2 separate regions of the Homo sapiens genome follow, and region 2 is linked to region 1. The links are chromatin loops, found by intact Hi-C in ENCODE. Cell type or tissue: OCI-LY7. All regions are shown on one strand. Each heading gives the region's core, and the rest is flanking DNA. Links, peaks and the distances in the headings are about the cores only.

Region 1 (5,873 bases), core at 655-4,654:
GTCTAAAGTTGTCCTTTTCTTATAGCTAGCTTTCAAGCATCTTTCCTCCTAAATAAATATGTGACTTGAGAAAAAGGTAATAATGATTTTGTCAGAATTCTTTGAATTTATATTTACTAGCTACTTAACCATAAACTGCTGTCCAGATTGTTAATTTCATTTATATTTATTTTAATTAATTTGTCATGAATATGGACAAAGCCTTTTCTGGGGTGTGTGTGTGTGTGTATGTTTGTTTTTTAAGTCGTCATTATTCATTCGTATTCTTTTTCTGTGTAATGTAATCATATAAAGTTACTTTGGACAGAGACCCAGTTAATTTTCTCTTTTGATAGGATACATGGTTTAGATAAGGTATAAAGTGTCCCTTTTTATTCTAGAGGCTTTTCCTTTAATTCAGAGATTAGTGGAGATAATAACGTCAGTCAAGGCTAATGTGGTACATGGAACTTGCTAATGGAGGTTGGACATTCTGTTTCAGTCTTACATGGATATTGTTTCATTGGTGTTGAGGAAGAAAAAAATTAGATACTACCATGCATTGGGACAGCATAATTCTAATATTACATTGAATATGGCTTTTTAAAAATAAGTATTAAAAAGCCAATCGTTTTCTCCATTTATCTATCTTTTTTGTTTGTTTTTAATTTGGTTGATTGATATGCACCCAGGCCGTCTTATTTTTACTTGTTAAATGTCTGTCTAGGAAGAACTGTGATTGGAAAGGAATTAATTATTATACAAATAAATCTGGTAGGATATGAGTGGAGTAAGTTTGCTTGAAACAGAAGTATATTTTCTACTTTGAATCACCTCACCAGAGTCATCTGTCAAGAATTATGTATAACAATTTATCTTTATTGCCTACATACAACATACTTTTTCTGAATTAAGATAACTTCTATTTGTGAGTTGAACTTCATTATCTGCCATTTTGTGGAATCAACCTTACATTCTTTGGTGGAACTAGAGCTGATTGTCACCACAAGGTTATATGACAACTCTGTTCTAAGACTTATACCTATTATATAGGGTTATACCTTTTTTCTTATGCCTCAGCTCTGTACCTGACAATTTATGATTCAGTGGAGCCAAGCTAGAAGGAACAAAGGTCATCTAACACTGTGATGGGGATGAATTCCTGAGTTTTACCTGCACAATGAGGTGGTGCCCCGGAATTCACAACAGAGTAGTGATAGAGCATAAGATGGCTGCTCCAGATGACTCTTGGGTTTAGTGTACTTGTGATTGAACAAGATTTTTTATCTATGAAGCTTGATTCTACAACCAAAATAATAGAAATGGGGGGGGGGGGGGGAATCATGTCTGCTTATGCTTTTTAAAAGCTTATAGTTTAAGTAAAAGTAAAATGTAAAAACTGATTAAACCTATACAAGTCTGGCAATGAGCTCTGCATGAGGAAATGGAAGGAGGAATATTGAAAATGATTCTAGGAAAGTGAACGTAAGAAAGGAAAATGGGTTTTCCTTTTCTGATCATGGGCTCTGGAAAGTATTCATGGCCTTTACCAGCATTCAGTATAAACCAGAGATAAGGACATATGTACTTACGTGTGTCTGTGAGTGTGTGTGTGTCTGAGTGTTATTCTGAACAGCTTGTAAATATTGTAGTTGTTTAAAATGGAAAATAAAAGCTGAGTTCTTTTGGCAAATATATTGCATCAAAAATACAGTATTGACAGTGGATAAAACACTGAGGAAATAAATTTTTTTTCATTTTGCCTTCTGTCCATTTTTTGTCAAACTGAGAAAAATTAGAGTACACTATATTAAGTTCTGTATGGCATGTTCACACTTGGTTCTGAAATCATTTTAAACAAGCTTTGGCCTGTAAACATGTGCTTCAACTTGCAATAGATCAAAAGCGTACATCATACTTCATGTTAAAACATGGTCTGTTTCACACTTTTCTTAGTGCAAGGGTTGTAGTTTGTCTTCTGAATTTATCTCGATGTTACATATTAACAATATTAGATAGAACATGTAGGATAAAAATGTTCAATCACAGACTAAACTACAATACAGAAAATGGAAAGAACATTTGGATTATGGTCATCAAAGGCAGGTACAAACTTGTTTGGTATATTTGCAGTGTGTACTAACTCAGTGATTTCACATATAATACAGAAAATGCAAGCTAATTTACAATGAGAATAGACATATTCTTGATTAAATCACTTATAATCCTTTAATGCATCATTTTAACTATTTATTAGTAAGAACCAGAACCAGCAGGATACAGATTATATGCCTTTTGCATCAGAGTCCAAATAATTTGCTATCTATCTTTCCTCTGGGGTCACAGTGGCATAAAACATCTTCAAAGAAAGGCATTCCCTGGATTAGTTGCATTCCTCGTAGAGCCAGAGATTCAAAGGGCTGTTGACGTGAAATTTAGGTCCCATAAAACTTCTTCCTTATTCTTTTTTTTAATCCAGATCCTGCACAACCTTATTCTTAAAGTGCAGTTTATGTAAGATTTTTCCTCCTAAAGGATCCAAAAATGTTTCGCTGAACTGTAGCCAATGAATCTTGCCATGTTAGGTGTGTTTTCCCCTGGGGAAGGGTGGAAAGCAACACTTTGTGAAGTAAGGGCATGACAGAATGGTGGCTTCCTGGGTATATAAGCACTTACTTATATAAAATATTTATTCTTAGCCTGAGCAATAGAGACCCCTTTTCTACAGAAAAACTTGAAAATTAGTCGAGCACAGTGGTGTGTGCCTGTAGTCCCAGCTACTTGGGAGGCTGAGGTGGGAAGATTACTCCGCCAGGAGGCGAAGGTTGCGGTGAGCTGAGATTGCACCACTGCACTCCAGCCTGGGTGACAAAGTGAGATGCTGTCTCCAAAAAAAAAAAAAAAATTTTTCCTCCATAGGTGCTTATCCAAGGCAACTAAATATAATTAAGCTTCATCCTTGGGAAAATGTAATTTAATGCAAGAGGATCCCAAGGTTGCTTTGCAATTTCTCAAGCATTAACAGCAAATAACTGGAGATGAATCTACCTTGTCTGTGAAACTTTTAAAGATGCCATTCAGTTTCAGTGCCCAGTGAACCATGCCAAAAGGGGAAAGTCATCTTTCAGTCCGAGGTTCCTTTTTTCTTATGAGAGCACTATTTACGGATACAGAAGCAACCGGCCCATATAAAAATACTCCACATCTGTGGCCTCATCTTAAAGCAAATATTCTTGACCTGTCTTTATCATATAAAGTCAACATTCCAGGATAGCACTGAACTTAACCAGATACCCAGTAGTGCCTCTGTGTGTTTGTAATACAGTTGACCCTTGAACGACGCAGGGATTAGGGGTGCCAACGCCCGGCACAGTTGAAAATCTGCATATAACTTTTGATTACCCCGAGTCAACTCCTGTGAACAAAGGCTATCTTGAATTTGGAGGAAAGAGACTATTTCAGTGAGATACAGAAATAAATACAGAGACTTTATTTTTGTGAGATACAGAGATTTGGCTTGGCAGTTATTTTCTTTCTGCAGTTCAAAGGAATCATTCCACTGTCTTCTACCTTTCATGATTTTTTTAGTCTTGTTGCTCTTTTAAGGGCAATGTATTTTTAATCCTCCAATTATTTTTGTCTTTGATTTTTAAAGCTTTCCATATAGTGCCTGTGTGTAGTTTTCTTTGTATTTATCTTGCCAAAGTGTTTTTTATTATCACTGAATCTTGGCCATTATCTCTTCAAATATTCCTTCTGCCATATTATTTTTCTCTCCTCCTCTCACACCACAATTATACACATATTTTACCATGTCCTTTATCTCATGTTCTTTTCTGAATTTCCTATCTTTGGTCTCTCCATATTTAGTTTAAATATTTTATTCTACATATCTTCCAGTTGTTATTTTTCTTTCATCATCTGTATCTAATATTCTGCTAAACTGATCTATTGAGTTATTAATTTTAATTTGTATATTTTTCAGTTCCAGAATTTGCATTTGATCCTCTAATATATTTCCAGTTACCTGCTGATGTTCTTGCTCACTATTTAATTTATTAAACATATTAACTACAGTTAAAGCTCATATATGATAATTCCAACATCTGGGTCTCCTGTGATTCTGTTTCTGTTGTTTTTTTTTTCCCCCTCTTGTTTCTCTGTTTTGTCTTTTGTCTGTGTATTTCTGATTGAATACCAGACACTGGTATTCATTCAGAATACATTCTGATTGAATGCCAGACACAGTATATGAAAATCTGTACATAATTGAGGCTGTAGATGTTATAATCTTCCTCAAGATGATCTACTTTTACTTTTGGCAAACAAGGTAGGAAATAAGGGAATGAGCTGTTTGGAAGATGATCTTCAGCCTTCTGAGAACTGATCTGTTTCTCTTTTACTACTAGGGTGTAGCCCTTTAGATATACAAACTTAAAGACTGGGTTTCATCTTTGGCGGGCCCTGAATTGTAATTACAAACACCCCAGCCTTGTGAAAGTCCAAAATCACTGCTCAGTTTCTCAGCCACTGCTTTCAAATTGGCAGATGTGGCACTGAAACCATCCCCAAGAAAACTTTATAAAATTGATTAAGGGAGAAAATAAAATTCAACTAGGTTTGCAGTACAATGAGCAGTAATCATTAAGCCAGCTTGCCCTTTGGCCTACTTCCCTGTAGCTGGCCGCTGCTTACTACCCCAGGAAAATGTAGGCCTTGTCACAAGACTTTGTTCTATAGCTAAAATCTAAGAGTTTCTCCTTTAGGTTTTGCATATCAACGAAACTACTGACACCGGCTGGCTGAAGGGCCCCGTAAGAAGCTGACTCATGGAAGAATAGTTTCCATATCCTATGATTTCATCTCTTTACCAGGACCAATCAACAACCCCAATTTTCCAGCCTGTTGTCCTCCACCATCCCCTTAAAGACACGCCCAGAACCCCTCGAGGGAACAGATTCATGGCTTGAGAATTCCCCTCCATTTTCTCATCCAGCAGCCTTGGATTATTAAATTCCAATGTTGCTGCAGTTCCCGTTGTCAGTGTAGTATTGATCTGTTGTCGCCCAGCGGGCATACAAACCTGGCAGTCCTGTTACAACACCAAATACCAGTCTTCCCTCTCTGGGCTTCCTTCTCTCTGGGGTCTTGGCCCCTAAAGTCGTAGTTACTGCGGTAGCACTCCAACACCTTCAAGTATATTTTTATGCTTTGTACAGCTTTCCTCATTATTTTTGATTGAAGGGTTGATCTGAAACAAGCTAACCTCTTGTCAAGTCTTTTCTTAATGTCAGTTGGCATCCTCACCCATCTATTACAACATCTAATTACTTAAACTTTGACTTGCCTTTGCCTTGACTTTACTGGCTATATTCTTTCATTTCAGATTCAGCCATGCCTTAGTTGCTAGCTAGCCTACTGATTGTACCCAGCCACTATTGGAGGGTTAGAGTAGTGAGAGGAGTGCACAGGGTTTTGTGGTACAAACCAATCCACTTGAATAATGGGAGCTGAGGGAAAACAAGATCAGTGGCCTCCAAAGTGGGTGTGGGCATGGCAGCTATCTGAAATCTGTGTCCCACCCAGTCCAAAATGTATCATAGAGGTAGGCCAGACACCTCAGGTAAAGCAGAGATGTCTAGACCAGTGACACATACGCAGGATCTGACCAACATTTTGTACTCTTGCAGGCTCTGGTTAGATGACAGAGTCACATTACTCATGATTTCAAGATCAGTGTTTTTTGTTACAGCACAGTGAGTTTTTTCCTGTTCACTTTTCTAGGCAGTGATTTTCCTGGCCTAAGGTCTTTTTTTTTTTTTTTTGAGATGGAGTCTTGCTTTGTTGCCCAGGCTGAAGTGCAGTGCACAATCTCGGCTCACTGCAACCTCTGC
Region 2 (5,873 bases), core at 843-4,842, 280 kb after region 1:
TGCTGTTCTAGATCCCATCAATATGCTGGTTACCAAGCCTTCTCTGCCCTCTTGAAGTTTATACCCAATTATCTAAAGACTTTTTATATAGTGAGTGTGGGGAAGAGGGGAGTGTCTGGGTTGTGAAATCAGTTCACTTGGGTTTCTCAGCCCAGTGCCAGACTTCTAGCAGACCCTCAAAATGTGTTAGTTTCTTTTGCCTCACTTATTTTTACCTAATTTTTATGCTCCTGGCCAACTATTGTCCCCTGTTTGTTCATTTACCCTTGTACTTTGACTTGTTGACTTGGGTTTGTGTGTTTTTTCTCAGTTCAAGATCAGTCCGTTAATCTTTAGAAACGAGCATGTCCTGCAAAGCAGTTTGGTCCAAGTGGTCAGTTATCTGAGGTTGAATATTAAGAAGGTGTTATGGTAAAACTGATACAATTTTTTGGTAAAAACTTTTTTTTTGCTCTTAAGCATTAACCCTAATTACGTTGTGTATCTATAATTTTATGTTGTTTTGAGTAGCATTGTTAGTAGTTTATCATATGTTATATTATGCTACATGTGTCATTTAAAAAGGTTTACTATATTTAAAAATGCCATGTAATGAGTTAATGCTAAAACTCATTAACAAGAGCATTAAAATTAGATTCTATTATGAAATTCATTGAGCAAATGCTATTCATTATGGAGAATCTTGAGTTAGTTCCATTTGTGGAATGTTTCTTCTGTAGAATATCTTATATTTTTTGACAAATTTAAATTATTTACTGACGTTTTTTAAGGTAAACTAAATGGACAAATTTCAAAATGCCCATTTGGAGCTGAGTCTCTTTCTAGGACCGGCCTCTGTGTGGCTAATGGATGATTCTGACTGTTGAAGATAACTATTAATAACTTCAAAGGTCAGTTGAATGTAATATTGATAGAAATACTGTTTCTGAGAATAGTGTATTTATTTTATGATGGTGCAGTTTCTTTCTTTGGACAACAGTATAGCCATCTTCTCCAGTCCTTCAAGCCAAGGATTTTAGTTGACTTTGGTCCCATTTTTCCTCCATCATGACATTTAATTGTTTTCCGTGTGTTGTCAGTTTTATCTCTTAAGTCTCCCTTACATTCATTTCTTTCTTTATTCCCACTACCCCAGTTCAGATCCCAGTCATGTCTCACCTAAAAAATTGCAGCAATCTTATTAACTAGTATTTCTTTATATATATATAATAGTATCTTATTACTAGTATTTCTTTATTCAGTATTTTTCCTCTTTCAGGCTGTCTTTCACAATACTATTGAAATTTTTTGGGGGGTGGGTGGGGAATAATGTGTGTGTGTGTGCACACATACAGGCACATATGGTTTTGATTGTGACAATTTCTAATAAACCTTTTGGTAGCTGCTCACTGCCTGCAGGCTAAGTTAAGCTCCTGAGCAGGTCATTTAAAAACTTCATGGAATCCTTCCAGCCTTCCAGTGCCAATGCCTCAGTCTCTCTCCTTGCCCTTCTAGTTGCTTCCATCAAATGAACTATTTTCTCTGCAGTTTGGTTGTTAGTGGAGTAGTGCTTTGTTAGTATTATTTGCCAAGTATTCAGACTTTCTTTTGTTCAGGCAGCCTTTTAATCATAAAAGCCACTATTTCATCTTGTTTGTACATCTTATGTAAGTACACAGGCATTTTTAGCATCTTAGGTGGCAGAGTTTGTGTTCTACTTTTAATTGACCTTTATAAGATGTGACAAATTCCCACACAGAGTTTCTTTTTTTCTTGAAAGGTTGATGGCCTAACTGGAATTAAATAACCAAAAAAAAAAATTTTTTTTTTTTTTTTTTTTTTTTGAGACGGAGTCTCGCTCTTTTGCTCAGGCCGGACTGCAGTGGCGCTATCTCTGCTCACTGCAACCTCCGCCTCCTGGGTTCACGCCATTCTCCTGCCTCAGCCTCCCGAATGGCTGGGACTACAGGCGCCTGCCACTGCACCCGGCTAATTTTTTGTATTTTTAGTAGAGACGGGGTTTCACCGTGTTAGCATAAATAACCAAAATTTAATTGCATTTCTTTAGATTAATTTTCAAAGGTTATTATGTTCCAGGTATTACTTGAAAGTTCTGAACTATTTTTGTGCATAAAATTATGTTTTCACTACAATCATGGCAATATTTTTTGTCAACAGCGGTTCACCTAGTGAATGTTGATACTTTGGGTTTGAGTGAAAATGAATTGTAGCATTTTCTTTTGCATTAATAAATACCGTACTCACTTAAACTACCTGATAGAACTACAAGTCCTCCAAGTTTCATTCAGATTAATGTATTCCCTGTATTTAAAAGTAGATAGTTACACATGAGCAGTGACTCCGAGTGACACGCCTTGTGTGGCTGACACTCTTGGGATGCTGAGATTTGATGATCATCTTTGTAATCTCGGAATGACTGATAGCACACAAGTTCATGGATGCCAGAAATGATGTAGAAGTAGGCACCTGAGTTCCCTGGCTTTCTGAAGGGTGAGGCCAAAGCTAGATGACAGACACCAGATAGATAGTAAGGACAAAGTAGAACTTTGTGGTCTTTTGCTGTCCTTGAAGTGGTACCTATTTACACTTTGTGTCCTTGCTGCTTTTACATATCTTTCTCTGTGAATTAGGTTGTGAACTTTTCAAAAGGAAGTTCAAGATCATCATGATCTTTGGAGCTCCACAGCTTTTTGCTCAGAACCTTATACCCAATAGATGTTTCATAAGTGTTTGAATTAAAGTAAATACATATTCTTAAATAAAGTAATAATTGCACTTTAATTAAAATCTAACCTGTTTGGCTGGTGAGGGTGGAGATAGATCTCAGCTTTCATTGAGGAGTGGCAACTAAGTTTAGCACTTATTTTTGAGAATAAGGAAACACACAGCTGAAATGATGTCATTTAGGACTGACCACTATGATGCTCATAACATGTTCCTTGATGCATATTCAAGTCCTGTTTCAGCTGTGAACTTCTGCTTTTCAAGTTTTTGTTTTGTCACTAACCAAATGTTTCTTAAATTCTAGTGAAGGGAAGAGGGAGGCAGTTGATGATGTTTGTATTATCCACCCCATCCGTTTCCTGTAAATGAGAGCAGTTTCCACGTAGTGTCTTTTGCCTATGTAGTCAAAAGCACCATACAAATGTGGGCTCTGGTTCTTTCAGTGAGAAGAGAGTTAAGAATGCACTTTTGTTGCTGCTGTTGTTTTTGAAACAGGGTCTTGCTCTGTTGCCTAGGCTGGAGTGCAGTGGTACTATCGTAGCTCACTATAACCCCAAACCCCTGGGCTTAAGCAATCCTGACATCTTAACCTTCTGAGTAGCTTGGACCACAGGTGCACACCACCATACCTGGCTAGGTTTTAGAATTTTATTTTGTAGAGATAGGGCCTTGCTATGTTGCCTAGGCTGTTCTTGAATCCCTGGCCTCAAACCATCCTCTCTTCTCTGCTCCCAAAGTGCTGGGATTACAGGTGCAGGTATAAACCACCACACCTTTTATTATTATTATTATTTATTTTATTTTTTTTTGAGATGCTTGCCCTGTCACCCAGGCTGGAGTGCAGTGGCGCAGTCTCGACTCACTGCAACCCCACCTCTCGGGTTCAAGCGATTCTCCTGCCTCAGCCTCCCGAGTAGCTGGTATTACAGGTGTATACCATGACACCTGGCTGATTTTTGTATTTTTAGTAGAGACGGGGTTTTGCCATGTTGGCTAGCCTAATCTCTAACTCCTGACCCCAAGTGATCCACCCGCCTCGGCCTCACAAAATGTATTTTTTGTATTTTTTTTTTAGAGTTGGGATTTCACCATGTTGCCCAGGCTGGTCTCAAACTCCTGGGCTCAGTCTGCCTGCCTGCCTTCACCTCCCAAAGTGCTGGGATTACAGGCATCAGCTGAGGTACCAGACCCAGCCCAAGAACTCACATTTTAAAGGTCTGAGCTTGCCATTAATATATCTTCTTGTCATCTTAATACCAAAAGTGACTTTTCTGGTGTGAAAAGTAGGTGGCATACTTTGTAAGGTGCCTTGAGAACCTGTGCTTTTCTCTGGGGGATTAGGACTATCTGTTCTGGAATTGTGCCATTTCAAGAAGTAAACCTACTTATTTTCATTTTAAAAATGGATTGAAGGCATCCACATAAACCATCTCGGGACTTAAGGCTATTTTGGCATCATTACATAAAGCATTTTTTATTTTTTTATCCTATCATATGGCACTTTTTATGAATTCATGCTTTGCAAAGGAGCAAATTGAATCTTAGGGAATGTTTGGTATTCACGTCAGCAGTGGCTGCCTTGGGTGGTCAAGCGGCACAGATAAGGCTGGAGGGATGTTGAGATTGTATGTATGTATGTGTTATTGATTCAAATATACTAGGAGGAATGAGTGTTGTGTTAACCTGTATAATATATACATATATACATATATATGTTAATATGTATATATGTTAATATATACATATTAAACATTACTGTTTTTAATTTTAAAATATTTCAAACAAACTGGAAAGGATAAGGAATAATATAATGCCTTCCAGCTTCATCTGATCTTAATGTTTTGTCGTATTTGCTTCAGGTCTTAAAACATTTTGGAAAAAGTTGAAGCTCTCCTTTTCTACCCTCCTGATTCTGTGCTTCTGTTGGAGTGCATATCACTTGATGGCTTCTAAGACAAATGCTAAATTCTTGTCAGATTACGCAGTGAGTAGTAGAGTGGTGGTTTCCTTTAGGGAAATGAAATTTATGTACCTCCCATTTTCAGGTTGCACTTACTGCAGCAGCCTCCACAACGAAGGAGCAGTGCTTCCAAAGAGGTTTAGTGAGCATGATATGGGGTCATTGAGCAAAATGAGAAGAGTATGTATTTTGAAAAGTAAATTTGATTGCTTATGGGTATTCATCTTCTGATTTGTTGTTTAGCTTAAGCAACATTTCAGAGCCACTAAGTAGTTTGTTCAGATTACTGTTAATCTGCTCAAATGCCCGAAGAGTCACTAAAACTGATGTTTTTCCAAGATGATTTTGTGCTGTAGTTTCCAAGGGTGTTCTTCTCAAGTTACACTGACTTGGCTAGTTTTAGTACTTTTCCTTGAACATTGCCTCCAAGTTAATGGGATTCTGAATACCTCTTTTTTACTTTCTTTATTCTTTTTTGGATAAATATAAAATAAAAAGGCTGCTTTTTTTTTTTTTAGTGTTACTTAAAAGCTGTCTGATTTAATTGTATGACGTATTTTTCTTTGTTGTTCGTCTGTTTGTTCAACTCTGCAGTTATATTAAACTTTATCATGTTTTACAATCAGAATTTAGTTTTGATAGGTTCCAGAAAACAGAAAGAAACATACCTGTCCTGAAATGTAGCTTTTTTGTGTGTACTCTAAAACATTTTTCTTTATATTACTTTCCTCAGTTAATGTTCCCATTTAACCCAATATTTTTTAGCAAAAGTTATATTTAGTTAAGGCAGATAGGCATAACTAAAAATATAAAATGTTAAATGAATGCTAAGAAAAAAATTAACTTTTGGTAAGTTATATATCATAATTAAGGAAAAACCAGAAAAACAGAAATAAAAAAATTTACCAGTAATCTTATCACTCATAAATATAAGATTTTTTATTTGTGTGTTTTTCCAGTTTTTTTCTGAAAAAATATAAAATATGCATTTTAACAGTTTGTTGTTAGTAACATGCATTTTTATGTAGCATTGTCAACAGTAAACTAATAATTTATAAATTATGCCTAAATTACAATTATTGTAAATAATATAAGGTGGAGGCTGCATAATACAATGGTAGAAACTTAGGCTTTGTATCAAGCGACTTAGGGTGGGATCCCTGCATGTCCCGTTATTAAGTTAGCTGTA

Evidence for each region. Peaks named below come from ENCODE experiments on the same cell type or tissue, not always from the same donor. Only the 100,000 strongest peaks of a DNase experiment are listed, where the experiment ranks them.
Region 2: a loop joins it to region 1, with 2.3 times the contacts of the local background. A loop is called at or near these places in 1 of 110 quality-filtered maps.

Annotation. Positions count from the first base shown.
Region 1 is chr14:71,113,641-71,119,513 of GRCh38, forward strand. PCNX1 (pecanex 1) reads left to right here. Exons shown (of 36, transcript NM_014982.3): 36 at 1-1,742. Among named protein-coding and RNA genes, the nearest start is that of SIPA1L1, 200 kb to the right of the region's middle. RefSeq lists a silencer at 3,092-3,386. In OCI-LY7, for the core only: CTCF peaks have their summits at 2,769 and 2,980; DNase peaks (open chromatin) are centred at 2,711 and 3,111; H3K4me3 peaks cover 2,716 bases; H3K27ac peaks cover 3,539 bases.
Region 2 is chr14:71,396,211-71,402,083 of GRCh38, forward strand. All of the region lies in intron 2 of SIPA1L1 (signal induced proliferation associated 1 like 1), which reads left to right. SNORD56B (small nucleolar RNA, C/D box 56B) reads left to right here and starts at 2,127; the gene lies at 2,127-2,197. In OCI-LY7, for the core only: no CTCF peak of the experiment used is centred there; a DNase peak (open chromatin) is centred at 2,971; H3K27ac peaks cover 797 bases.